Regions from separate parts of the Homo sapiens genome. Here region 2 is linked to region 1. The links are chromatin loops, found by intact Hi-C in ENCODE. Cell type or tissue: Caco-2. All regions are shown on one strand. Each heading gives the region's core, and the rest is flanking DNA. Links, peaks and the distances in the headings are about the cores only. Region 1 overlaps SOX5 (SRY-box transcription factor 5). Region 2 overlaps SOX5 (SRY-box transcription factor 5).

Region 1 (7,263 bases), core at 1,344-5,343:
TCGGTCTTAAGAGTGTTTGGCACTGAAGGGAAAAAGGAGTGAGAGTTATAGGGAATGAGCAGGCCCTAAAGAGGCAGGATGCTGTTGTAACAATGGCTGGCACAGTTGGGGGGGGCCATTCACTGGTGGGGATTGCCATAGGCATTGATGTGAAGAAGCATATGTGAGCAAAAGAGGCAAGAGTGAGAAGGGAAAAGCAAGCAAATGTATCAGAAGGGTCCTGTTGGCAGAAAGAAACAATAGCGAGCCAATTAGACTCATCTTAATATTAGTGTGTTGATGATGAAGGGTATATTTTATTTTGAATTTGTCTTATATCCGTCCTATTTCCTAACTTTATGTTCTTTTTTAAAATATAAGCATTTACCTTTCCCCTAAAGAGACAGATCCTGAAATTAAGAGAACCTGGTTTTGTATTCCATCTGTTCTACTTACTGATGAGCTGATGTTGGGCAAAGCATCTTTCTGAGCCTTAGTTTCCTCATCTGCAAAATGGATATAACAATTATATATGCCACTGACAAAATTGTATCTGGCAGCATTCTGTAAATGGAAATGCTATGCAAATAATGATTATTAACTCACACTTATTTTTAATCTAGGGAGCCCTAGTTCTTACTTTGAAGGTAATCATGATATTCCAGTACTTGGGAGAATGAACTCTCAGGAGGAGGAATTTTCAGGAGACTCTTTTAGAGTTAAGTGAAAAACATGACACATCTTAAAATGAAAATAGAAGAAACTCATAAATACATACATCTACTGGGTACGCACAAAAATTTAAAAAAAATTAAAGGAAACTCCAGAATTTGAACATTTGCAAATAACTGGGCACCCCACATACCATATTCATAGTACAAAATACGATTCTATGCTTGTGCATTTTTAAAATCTTATTTTAGAAAATTAAATATTTAATAGATAATTACTGTATTCACTTCATAAGCAGTGAAGCAGCACTTACACTTACATAATTGTGTCAAATTTCACTTTACTCATATTCACACGTTAACAAACAGGTGTATTGTAAATATTGGGCTTCTGCCATTTGGTCCTTTACATTTTGAAACATGCATTTTCTACCATATCTTTACCATTTTCAGAGAAATTTAATCACTGCTACATGTCCATTCATTGTGCTCATTATTATGAGATTATTTCTTACTGTTATTTCAAGAACTACCAGTGGAAACTAGCAGTTAGTAGAGTATTGAATGTGGATTTTTTTGAAGCTCTTTGCTTTACATAAATTCAGAGAGAGGGGTGAAGTGGGTGAAATGATGTCTTATGATCCCCTTCCCTCGTCACCCCCACAGGCCAATCTAGCCAGTGTCACTGTCTTGGAGAGAACCCAGGTTGTTTGAATTATAGCCCAATATTCCTTCTACTATATAAGTAAAATTAATTTCATTGTATATCTCTGCTATATACTTATAGGTTGTCACTAAATTATCCAGAATCCTAGAGTGCAAGGCATATAATTGGACCACACCCTGAAAACAAAAACTGTAAAAAAGCCTACCTTTTAATTCCACAGTTGCTGCTCATACATATGTGTTACCCTAGAACATTTATCAAGTTTTTACTTCATCTATCCAAGGGAGTTAGTAAGAATCATTTTTCCTACGATCCAGAACTGTTTTGTAGATTAAATGAGGGACAGTGTGTGTGTGTGTGTGTGTGTGTGTGTGTGTGTGTCTGTGTGTGTGTGTGTGTGTTTTGTGTTGCCATAACAGAATAACACAGACTGAATGATTTATAAAGAAAATAAATTTATTTCTCACAGTTCTGGAGACTGAGAAGTCCAACCTCAAGGTGCTAGCATCTGGTGAGGGCCTTCTTGCTGCATCGTCCCATGGTGGAAAGCAGAAGAATAAGGGAGTGCACACACGAGAGACAGATGGAACTTGTACCCTGAAGCCTTTCTATAATCAGCCTTAATCCATTCATGTGGGTGGAGCCCTTATGACCTAAATACCTTCCATTAGGCCTCACCTCCCAACACTTTTGGATTAGGGGTTAAATTTTCAACACATGCTTTTGGGCGGACCCATTCAAACCACAGCAATGTATGTGCTGCAAAGAACAAAGATTTTGGGATCCAATAGGTAGAATTTAGCTCCACATTGGGCAAGTCATGATAACTTCCTAAGTTTTGGTTTCTTAAATGGTAAAACAGATGTACCAATATCTAATTCAGCAGATTACTGTGAGCAGTCTGAGATACCACATGTGAAGGACCTGGTACCTTGCTTAGCCCTTAGCCCTCTAAATAGTAGCTATTATTATCATTTTGTTGTTGATAAGAGAGTTAGGAATGTGTAGGAAAAAAAAAAAAAACTTAGTTCAAGACCTCAATTCTGCCCATTACATTTTGTGGAACCTCAGAGCAATTCTCTTTTTTCTTTTTGCTGGTGCTGCTTCATCTCTTTAAACCCGTAACATGGATGTTACATGATCTAAGTCTTCATTTGGTTATTACCATTAAATGAGAGAATACAGATAAAAACCTCTAGCATAGTTTCTGGCACATAGGCTGCTAAATAAATGTATTTGAATCTGAATTTAAAGTATATACCTCATCTAAGTTGTAAGTATGAGTGTCTTTATTCATCCACAGACATGACAACCGTGATTTAGATATGTTTCTGATTTTACATTTTCAAAATAACTTAGTCTTAAAGAAGTTATTCTTTTTTTTTTTTTTTTTTTTTTTTTTTGTAGTGTGTGCTTAAAAGTCAAGTACTTGAACAAACTGGCTCTGTTTACCAGCCTTATATCTTTATGCTAGTTAATAAAGAGGCCTGGAATGTTCTGCAGGTTTCAGAAATCTGGCTGCTGTTTCTTTAACTCTGCAACTTAGACAGAAGACTTCTGTTTCTTTATGAGCACACTACAGTGAATATTTTGTCTAGCTGCAGGGGAAAAGCTTTGTCATGGACTTTGCAGACAATAGCCTTAAAAGTAAAATGGTCTGCTTTTGGTGCCTGGAGGTTCAGGGGCCTATTGTTAGTGCACAATGGATTTCTATTGCTGCATTCCTGCTTTGCAAAGGTTTGTTAGCTTTTAATGACTGACAGTACTCTATTGCAAATACCGTATTGGCTGTGCCCTGTTTACATGCTACTCAAGAATTTTTGTAGAGTGCTGGAAAAAAGAGACAGTGGTGTTTGTTTGACCTACTCTGATAAGGTTTAAGAAATAATTTTACTCTCAAACTGTTTACTGGGAATGTAGAAATGTTGGAAGTCCTTGTGGAAGTATTTCAAAGTTACTTTTAAAGCGTCAATGAAGAGAAATGCTGGTTATAATATGAAGATATTTACTCTGTTTTATGACTCCTAGAGTTGCTGTTAATATTCTGAACCAATACCATATAGAAATTGGGATATTTTAAGAAAACTTAAAAGTAAATTTTTCGGTATTAGTTCCTTAAATGTGAAAAATAGAGCTATGTATTTTGTTCTGAGGGAAAAAATCCATTTTTCATTCATTCATTTCAACTGCATTCATTCATTTCAAATTCATTCCGTAGGTAAATGTGCATTTATGAAGTTGTTGTAAGGGCATATACATATTTGCATATATGTATATATGTATACATATAGACTATGTAAAAGAGTAATCATTCAGAGCTTTTCACCATTTTATTTTCCACAAGTTTCTGACATGTGAGACAGAAGTGTTCCATATTGTTACTTTTTTTTTCCAAGGAAAATTGCACCTCTGCTTTGTTGAAAACTCCACACAGGCTTTTTGACTCTGCTAGCTGATCGCTGTAAAGATGGGGCCCTGGAAAAAGTAGACAGCATTAACTAAACGTGATGATGAAAACTCTCTAAAATGCATCTTACTGTGGGGAAAATTAACCAGTTTCTAATAATATTACGGTCTCTAGGCCAGACGGTCCCTTTGATAAGTTAACATGTACTCCCTTTATGCTCCTAGTAGGGAGTAAACAAATGCCTGAACAAACACACATACACATAAACACCAATGTGGAGAATGGCAGTGTATGTCCTTGATCTATATAATAAGTGTGGGTATTGTTATTTAGATGGAGCATACTGGGACACTTATCTTTTAGTACATTCCATCTTCTAAGTGAATGCTGCGCTAATCACGGGATTGAAAGCCATTGTAATTGTGTATCCATCTAAGTGCTGACAAGAATATACAATTATATTGTTTGAAACTGAGTTTAATGTTTGGGAGTTTTTATTGGCATTTATATTTACTTATACATTAAAGTTCAACACAAAAGGAAAGGTCAAAACCTATGTTATATGTAGAAACAAATACCAGACTAAAGCAGCACCTTGCTTTCTAAAATGTGTGTGCCCTGTCTGAATACAGGGCATTTTAAAAGAGTGTGATACAAATCTGAAATAAGCAAATAATAGGTTTCCATTATAGGCAGCATTCCTCACTTCTCTAGATTTTCCAATCTTTTTAAGGCTTCTTTTATACCAATTTTTTTTTTGTTTTTTTTTATGTTCGCAGTACTGGCAAATCTTACCACAGTGTGCTTACCGCCACACGATGTTAAACACATATTATAAAGTGGATGTAATTGTAAACACACAGAGGGATATAATTACATGTAGCAGATTTAAGAGCTAATTCTTTGCCTTTTTTTACTCCGCATTTTATCAACATAATTATTTTTTGACTGCAGACTAACACCCTGAAATTGACAAGCATCCATTATAGCAAGAATTTGTTCACTAAATTGAAAAACAATGAACCGCAAGGTTTATGTGTACCCATTGTCATAAAGAATCAGTATGGCTTTGTTCCGCAAGAGGAAAAAGCTAATGATTTTGAAACAGCAGGTGACAGGACACATTCTTTTTTTCCACCCCTGTTATCAGTTTTTTGATGAAGCCATTATGAAGTGGGGCTGGGATAGGGATGGCCTTATTTTTAGCAGATAGACTTTTAATGAGCTCCATTGTAAGGAGAGTCATGTTGATTTGCTCACTTCTTTTTTTCTTTACTTAGAAACCCCCAGTATTGAAAAACTACTCTCAAAGGACTGGAAAGACAAGCTTCTTGCAATGGGATCGGGGAACTTTGGCGAAATAAAAGGTAATATGGTGTGATTGTTTTTATCCAAAATGTACCAAAATGAAGTTGATATTCAGAAATAGTAATGGTGATAAAGTATTTCTGCCCTCACCTCTTCTGCTTCTTGCATTCTCTGTGTTTAGGGTTTCTTCTTTCTATCTTGAAGGAGGATGTAGCAGGGTTCTTATATTCTTTCTTTGTTTGTGCCTTATGGAATAAATGATATGTTGTTTTCAACAGAATCACCCCACTATACCTCTAACAGGCTCTGATTTTCATCATTAAAATTAAATTAAATTATTTTCAAAAATTAAATTATTTTATAAGTAAGAATGTACCTATAGCAAGGTTAAAAACTGTATTTTATAAGATTTTGTACATTGTACATATAAGAAATATGGGTGTGTAGAACCTAAATTTAAAACCAGAAATGATGAAAGGGGAGAGCATAATAAAAGGTTGTTTTGTACCAGTCAAGGTAACAATTTGTTTTGGTTTTATTTGAATCAGCAATTACATCCAGCTAAGAAAAGTTCTATAAAACTATTCATATCTTAATAAACTCCTACTAATAACAAGGGGAGAAGATTTAATTTCCTCATATAAGATAAAAGCAAATTATCCTTTCAATTAATTTAAAAGTATGTTTTCTCAAAACACAGTAGGCAATCTATGATAGTTTTCTATTTGTTGCTAGTAGGACACTTAAGATTCTGAGTTCTACAGTAGGATTTTAAGAAAATCAAGATACTTAGTCATCCGTATAAAATATTTAGTTATATATTACTGTGTACATTTTTGGTAGAGGCTGAATATACATTTAAGACATCACTAGATTTATATTATTATACATGTAGAAATAGGTGTATAAATAACTTTTTTGCATATGTGTGTCCGTGCAAGTGTTTTCCCAATGACAGAAGCAATTTTCTCTCTTAAGGCTTTACTCCATCAGTGTATCCTGGAGAAAGGCAAAGCATCAGTCTTAAATGTTTGGCCTACATGACATGAACATCTGGATATCTAAAAACTTCCGGAAAATGTTTGGCTGAATATTTCACTTTCCATGCAGATCATTTGGAATTACATGTATTTAGGCTATGATTACTTGTGAAAGGGTGATGAGAAAATGAATTGGTGCTAATCAACAAATTCAGTAACCAAAATCTACAATGGAATCAAATTCAAATGAATGAGAATCAATATGCCTTAAAGAGCTTGAAGAGAAAGTTTAAGGAGAACTGAGAAGTTTTCATCTTCAGAGGCGGCAGGTCCTTGATATTATTTTGATGGATTTTAACCCATTTACCCCTGAGGCATAAGATGCATTCTCCAAGGTTTTTTATTCTCCTCTGACCTAGGTAATAACTCAGAGTAGAGCAGCGAAGACTGCCTTTTCCAAGCCTTCTGATCTCATTCCAATGGAGGACAAACGTTTTTTCCCCTCCCTCGTTTTCCTTCACAAGTCAAACTTAAAAGCAGCAACAGCAGTGATGACAAGCTTAGAGGAAAGCTCAGCTGTCCCTTTCAGGCTTGCCTTGGGGGTTAGTTTAGGAAGCTACAGTACAATCACAAAAGAAGTTTCTGTCTTTAATTTTGAGTTTTTTAAGCTTCACATTCAGAGTATAAGTTAGGTTATTGTCCTCTGGTTCTGTTCAAAACACTGTTTTCTGATGCATTTTAAAAGCAACTGTAGGTCTTTCTTCTGTTCAGGGCATGGTTATTAGGTGTTCAACTCAGGTTTGGCAGTAAACCTAGAAAACAGCACTGGGTTACTTTTCCTACTGACTGCCCATGACAGTTGCAATTACTATCCATTGTTCATAGGTGGCTAGAAAGTGGAGAGGATACAATAGTGTGTTGCCCTCTGGGGGTAAGTGAATTTGATTTAAAGGTTCTTGTTGGGGTCAGGCACAAAGATTATGTAGGGCCCAGGAATGTAGTTTTCCTGCCGCTTCAGAAGTTAGACAAGAACAGTGGCGTAGTTGTTTGGGAAGTTATTTTTTGAGGCAAATAAAGATGTAAGTCTTATGCTCTCGTATACTTGTTTAGTTGAGGGAGGGAACAATAAGTAATCTTTTTTTTAAAATCTGAAAATATGAATGTATTGAATTGTTATTTATGAAGGTTAATTTAAAATAATGTATTTAAATAGAACCTTTGCATATGTTAGGATGTTTCCAGCCTTTACAG
Region 2 (7,263 bases), core at 1,031-5,030, 70 kb before region 1:
TTCAGATTTACCCCTTAATCTTACCAACTTTTTAATTACTATTTTTATGGGGAAATTATGGAGATCGGCTTTCCTAAGTTCAAAATCCCAAAGCATCCATTAATTGGGCAAAGGGGGCACTTCGAAATTCACTCTTGTTTTAAAATCGCATTTGATGGGGTGGGAAAAATAAAAAGTGAACGGATCAGGGGAAAAGCCTAAAGATACTTTAATTGGCAGAGGTTTGAGTTGCTTTTGTTTAGTTACTCACTGTCCTTTTGACAAAGTACATGTTGAAGAGGCTTTGTAAGTGCTGTTCCACTGAAGGACAAACAAGGGTACTTTTCAATTGAGCCCTTTTAAGTTTTGTTCCTCACACTCCCGCTGCTGTTGGAGGCTACTCCTAATGCATTGTGGCTATGTGTTCATCTATGCAGTCTGTCACTGAAAAATGTCTCTCTTCTTGTTGAGCAAGCTAGAGTCTAACCTCCAGGCACCCTTTTCAAAAGCACCACTGTATGGAAATCGACACTCATAAAATGATGATAAAGAAAAGAGTTTATTTTTTAAAGGTCAGGACAAGAAGACACCCTCAAATGCTGTAGAGCCTATTTCTTCAGGAATAAGTGTTTTAACTTTAGCACTGAGTTAGCTGAGTTTGAAGCCTCATAATTTTTCAACACTGAAGCGAAACTTGTTCACTGTCATCTCCTTTTCAAGTGGTATCCATCATAGCAGTTTATGCTGATATTGTTTATTTCATTAGTGTTATAGGAAATTATATTTTCCTGAAATACCTCTGGCTTGGATTGTAAAGGCTCAGAAATTCTGCTTGGTAATCTTTTTATATAGCAGGTCCTGGAGCTGAGTACCAGTGTTGTCTTTATAAGAAAATCATTTGTCCCAGAAAGCTTCTATTTTTCTTTTTAACTAGAGCTTGTACTTTTGCTAACAAAATGTAATGATATTTAAGATTATAGCCTTCATTTTCTTCATCTTCTCTTAATAATCAAGCCATCATTCTTTTCTTATTTGGCTATTTGACTCAATAAAAAAAGAATCTATTTGATTCCTGCTGATACATTAGTTTGTCTACTATCAGGTCTATGTAAGTCATTCCAAACCTCTCTTTACCCAAGCATTTCTGGTACTTCTTAAGTCCCTCAGATAAATGGTGTACCTGTTTTCTTGTCCTTCACTGAAACTAGCATATCCAGACTTTCAGTTTCAATTCATAGATCACTTAAAGAAGGCCCATTGACCCAGACTCTACATTTGCAAATAAACATGAGGAGAATGTGCCAGTCCCTCTTGTTGCTTATGTGCCACAGCTTTTGGGGATATCACTTATTCAAGAGTGAAGAGCCAGCCACCTGTTTCTGAGGCCTCTTTTCCCTCACATTAAAGGTCCAGGCCCTTGCTGAATAGTAACACTCTAATCTGGGCAGCATACATAGCATTTTTCTGAAACAGATTTGTCAAGACTAGCTGGAGGATTTTGTGTGTCTGTGCGTGCATGTGTGTTTTTCACTCAGTTACCCTTGAGGCACTTGTCAGGACCGTGCATATTAAAATTAATCAGACCTCCTAGGCCTGTGTGGCTGTGTGTTTAACATGAAGAAGTGGATATCAAGCATTTGCCCTAATTAAATAGGCCTGTTTGGGTTGGTTCTAGTGGATGCTTGGTCTTTTTTTTTTAAATAGGAGTTGTTTATGGGAAAGGCATGGACAGCACTAGAGTCAGTGGAGAGCTCACTCAGAATTTCCTTTGCCACCTGCTCCCAGAGTTCTGACACCTCAAGGACTCCCAGTGTACCCATCTGAACTACTCTTGATGTTGAGGACAAATATGGCCAGCATCGTGAAGGAGCAGTGAGGCTAGGGCAGAACAGGATGAGCATATGACCTGGGCATTTTGGATGATTAAGATAGCCCATCTTACATGTTGATAATCTTTGAATGCCAGATTGTGCTCCTTGCTCTCATTTTTTGGATGACCAACTTTGGAGGCTTAGGAGAAGAACTTGTTTGAAATTAAGAATAAGTGCTTTTTTTTTTTTTTGATGTCCTGAATTTGAAAAGCAACTTCTATTCATCTATCTTTTATATTAATTGCTTCCAAGGTTATTTACATATTATATAGAAGTCATGTATGATATAATAACTGCATATATATGAGTTCACTTCTACTGTGATTGTTTCTGGGCTGTCACAGGACATTTGAACACAAACTTTTATGAAGTATAAGCTCAGAATACTGAAAATGGCACAGACTGACACAACACAATATTTTTCTTATTTGTGTATTAAATGTCATAAATAAGGTAAATTCTAAAACACTGACCTCTGAGTTTGTGCAGTTTATTCCCAATTCATGTGTGTTATTCACACTCTTCTTGTATTTTAAAAAATGATATAGAAAGATATATTTAGAATTTTATAATTAGATCTGAATTTTATACACATACATGTGTGTGTGTGCACACACATACACACACAGTCATGCATCACTTAACAATGTGAATACATTCTGAGAAATGTGTCCTTAGGTGATTTTGCCCTTGTGCAAACGTAATAGAGTTCACTTACACATAACTAGATGGTGTAGCCTATCGCCCCTAGGCTCCAAGCCTGTACAGTATGTTACTGAACTGAATATGGTAGGCAATTGTAACAAAAAAGTAAGTATTTGTGTATCTACACATAAAAAAGGTACAGTAGAAATATGGTATTATAATCTATGGGACCCCTGATGTATACGTGGTCTGTCATTGACATTCATGTTGTTATGTGTAGAGTTAACTATATGTGGAATAAATCATAGAGCCAACATTAGAAACCATTTGAAAATAATAATAAATTCCCAAATGTTGAAGAGTTTGAGGTTATAGTTCAGCAAATTTCTGAATAAACACAGCCAGTAATCTGGTGAAATATTGCTCTGGCAGGACATGGTACTTAAAATTCATTTGCTCCTTCCCAAATTGAAAGAGGTAGACAATTCAAAAAACAAAAACAAAAAAAAGCTATTGCTTTTCTGCTTTTTATCCCTTTCTTTCCATCACATTTAGTATTTTAAAGGATCCATCTATTAACCTATATCCTCTGTCTTTTATGTGAGCATGCAGCTCATATGTAGAGAACTGTATCCGCAGTGCCAAGCAACTGTCTGGTACCTGACAGCAACATCGAAACCCTCCTCTGTTCACTTAGTTGCTGCTGGTTATTTATTAACACAATGCAGACTGTTCAGTGTGGGTGTATATGAAATAGAAAGAAAAATAAAGGCCCTGAACAAGTAAATACATCTTTCATCATTTCTTTTGTTTGGTGTGTTTACTGTGTGCTATTCTTGGTCAATAGAAGTTGTTTGACAGTTCTGCAAAGGGGTAAGGAACTTTTCTTGAACTTTATCCTTTTGTTTGTCTCTGTAGAAAAAGTTTTCAATTTACCATTCTCTTTTTATTGTAAATTCTCTATGTAAAATAATTTTTGAAGATTTTATTGCTATGAATATGACAAATACAGGTGATTATGAAACATGATAGACAGTTTAATTTGTTTGAAATGGACAGTTAAGAGACTAGAATTTCAAGATAGTTTTTATATGTAAACTTTTTAATTAGAAGCAGATAACGAGATGTCTTTTTTAACTCCTTCTAAGAAATGTACCATTTGTTCTCAGGCCTTATGTAAGCTCCACTGAAATACTGAGTCTTGATTTAATTATTATTTAAGTTGTCTCCTCCCCACACATTAACATAATATCAACGTAGAGCTCATTGCATGGTATAATTACTGAAGAGATCAGTAGCTGCAGAAGCACACAATAATTGAGCATGTCTGTTTATTATAGCAGGACAGTGCTCCTATTATGGTATTTACTGTGTTAATAGTTAAGAATTGATTCACTGTTTCACGGAATTAAATCTCTGTTGCTTAGACCTTTCTTTTCGGATAAGTTATGCTTTGTCTGTAAAAATTTGCCTGAGAGGTTTGCATACCACAGTGTGACATTAGTCATGTGGAAGACTTGGGAGCAGAAAGCCATATAAATGAACAAAATGCACCCTCTCCCATTTGGAGTTCTGTTTTCCTTCTCTACTTTTTTTTTTTAAGCCCTAATTTTCTTGCATCAGTCCTTGCTCCAGTACTTTAGGATTTTTCATTAGTGTCAAGATACCATGTCTTAGTGAACACATAAACGGGGAGGCTGCCATATTGGGAGCAGTGCAGTATAAATAAGGGAGGTCAGTTGTCAGTCCTTATATAGTATAGCTCTCCAGCTTTCAGGGAGAGAAAAGCATCCATATCCAAGTAAATGGGATAGGAATTAGACGTGTTTGCTCATGTTTTACCTTCTCATTGCTTAAGTTTTGAAGGAGAACTATAGCCATACTTGTTCTGGGCTGCAATAGGACAAGCCGTTGTTGCTTTATTTATTCTTTTCTCCTTCGGTGGCATGGGAATCATTAGAAATGAAACAGTGTAACTCACACACTCATTCTCAGCAAACTACCGCAAGGACAAAAAAACCCAAACACCACATGATCTCACTCATAGGTGGGAACTGAACAATGAGAACACATGGACACAGGAAGGGGAACATCACACACCGGGGCCTGTTGTGGGGTAGGGGGAGGGGGGAGGGATAGCATTAGGAGATATACCTAATGTTAAATGACGAGTTACTGGGTGCAGCACACCAGCATGGCACATGTATGCATATGTAACTAACCTGCACATTGTACACATGTGCCCTAAAACTTAGAGTATAATAAAAAAAAAGAGAAATGAAACAGTGTAACTCAAGATAAGTTGAAATTGTTCATTTTCTTTGACACAGCCTTTTCACTTACCGGATTACAATTAGGAGTTAATAAAGAATATTAGTTAAGTAAAAAGGAATAGTAAATCTTAGAGTTCTTAATTTTTTGCCAGATTTTTTTTCTTTGCTTTTTAAATTAAAACTATTTGAATAAAAAATAATTGGTCAGTTTTAAAGTATACATATAATATAGATATTTATACACTATACCTTTTGAAATGTTCTATCTAAATTGCAAACAATATGAAACCTTCTAAAATATTATCTATTTGTTGTTTTGAAAACATAGAATTAAAGTAGTATTAAATCTATCTCTGTCCTATAGCTGTTTCTATATCTATGTGGATACTATCCACAGGACAAAATTTTGCCAACTCTGTCGGATCTCCGAAATTTTTCTGAATAAATACACGCATACAAACACATACATATAAAATAAAAATAATAGGGGCCCCCGGGCAAGATGGCCGAATAGGAACTGCTCCCGTCTGCAGCTCCCATCCAGACCAACGCAGAAGGTGGGTGATTTCTGCATTTCCAACTGAGGTACCCGGTTCATCTCAGTGGGACTGGTTAGACAGTGGGTGCACCCCACGGAGGGTGAGCAGAAGCAGGGTAGGGCGTTGCCTCACCCGGGAATTGCAAGGGGTCAGGGAACTCCCTCCCCTAGCCAAGGGAAGCCGTGAGGGACAGTGCTATCCGGCCCAGATACTATGCTTTTCCCATGGTCTTCGCAACCTGCAGACCAGGAGATTCCCTTGGGTGCCTATACCACCAGGGCCCTGGGTTTCAAGCACAAAGCTGGACAGCCGTTTGGGCAGGCACTGAGCTAGCTGCAGTTTTTTTTCATACCCCAGTGGCACCTGGAATGCCAGAGAGACAGAACCGTTCACTCCCCCTGGAAAGGGGGCTGAAGCTAGGGAGCCGAGTGGTCCAGCCCAGCAGATCCCACCCCCATGGAGCCCAGCAAGCCAAGATCCACTGGCATCTAATTCTCACTGTCAGCACAGCAGCCTGAAGTCAACCTGGGACACTTTAACTGGGTGAGGGGAGGGGCATCTGCTATAACTGAGGCTTGAGTAGGCGGTTTAAACCACCTCACAGTTTAAACAAAGCTGCCGGAAAATTCAGACTGGGCAGAGCCCACCACAGCTCGGCAAAGCTACTGTAGCCAGACTGCCTCTCTAGATTCCTCCTCTCTGAGCAGGGCGTCTCTGAAAGAAAGGCAGCAGGCCCAGCGAGGGGCTTATATATAAAACTCCTCTCTCCCTGGGACTGAGCTCCTGGGGGAAGGGGAGGCTGTGGACGCATCTTCAGCAGACTTAAACGTTCCCTGCCTACAGGCTCTGAAGAGAGCAGTGGATCTCCCGGCAGACTGCCTCCTAAAGTGGGTCCCTGACACCTGTGCCTCCTGACGGGGAGACACGTCCCAGCAGGGGTCAACAGACACCTCATACAGGAGAGATCCGGCTGGCTCTGCCCCTCTGGGACGAAGCTTTCAGAGGAAGGAGTAAGCAGCAGTCTTTGCTGTTCTACAGCCTCAGCTGGTGATAACCAGGCAAACAGGGTCTGGAGTGGACCCCCAGCAAATTCCAGCAGACCTGCAGAAGAGAGGTCTGACTGTTAGAAGGAAAACTAACAAACAGAAAGCAATAGCATCAACATCAACAAAAAGGACAACCATGCAAAAACTCCATCTGAAGATCACCAACATCAAAGACCACAGGTACATAAATCCACAAAGATGAGGAAAAAACAGCTCAAAAAGGCTGAAAATTCCAAAAACCAGAATGGCTCTTCTCCTACAAAGGATCACAACTCCTCGCCAGCAAGGGAACAAAACTGGATGGAGAATGAATTTGATGAATTGACAGAAGTAGGCTTCAGAAGGTGAGTAATAGCAAACTCCTCCAAACTAAAGGAGCATGTTCTAACCCAATGCAAGGAAACTAAGAACATTGAAAAAAGGTTAGACAAATTGCTAACTAGAATAACCAGTTTAGAGAAGAACATAAATGACGTGATGGAGCTGAAAAACATAGCACAAGAACTTCGTGAAGCATACGCAAGTATCAACAGCTGAATCAAATAAACGAAAGAAAGGCTATCAGAGATTGAAGATCAACTTAATGAAATAAAGCATGAAGACAAGATTAGAGAAAAAAGAATGAAATGGAATGAACATAGCCTCCAAGAAATATGGGACTATGTGAAAGACCAAACCTACGTTTGATTGGTGTACCTGAAAGTGGCGGGGAGAATAGAACCTAATTGAAAAACACATTTCAGGATATTATCCAGGAGAACTTCCCCAACCTAGCAAGGCAGACCAACATTCATATTCAGGAAATACAGAAAACACCACAAAGATACTGCTCTAGAAGAGCAACCCCAAGACACGTAATCGTCAGATTCATCAAGGTTGAAATGAAGGAAAAAATGGTAAGGGCAGCCAG

What was found. Hi-C counts contacts between places; a loop is a spot of excess contacts. Peaks named below come from ENCODE experiments on the same cell type or tissue, not always from the same donor. Only the 100,000 strongest peaks of a DNase experiment are listed, where the experiment ranks them.
Region 2: it touches region 1 in a loop (6-fold over the local background); 1 of 110 quality-filtered maps calls a loop at or near these places.

The regions. Positions count from the first base shown.
Region 1 is chr12:23,753,466-23,760,728 of GRCh38, reverse strand. SOX5 (SRY-box transcription factor 5) reads left to right here. Exons shown (of 15, transcript NM_006940.6): 4 at 5,005-5,091. Among named protein-coding and RNA genes, the nearest start is that of SOX5, 190 kb to the left of the region's middle. RefSeq lists an enhancer at 3,776-4,298. In Caco-2, for the core only: no CTCF peak of the experiment used is centred there; a DNase peak (open chromatin) is centred at 3,008.
Region 2 is chr12:23,823,532-23,830,794 of GRCh38, reverse strand. All of the region lies in intron 3 of SOX5 (SRY-box transcription factor 5), which reads left to right. Among named protein-coding and RNA genes, the nearest start is that of SOX5, 120 kb to the left of the region's middle. In Caco-2, for the core only: no CTCF peak of the experiment used is centred there; no DNase peak of the experiment used is centred there.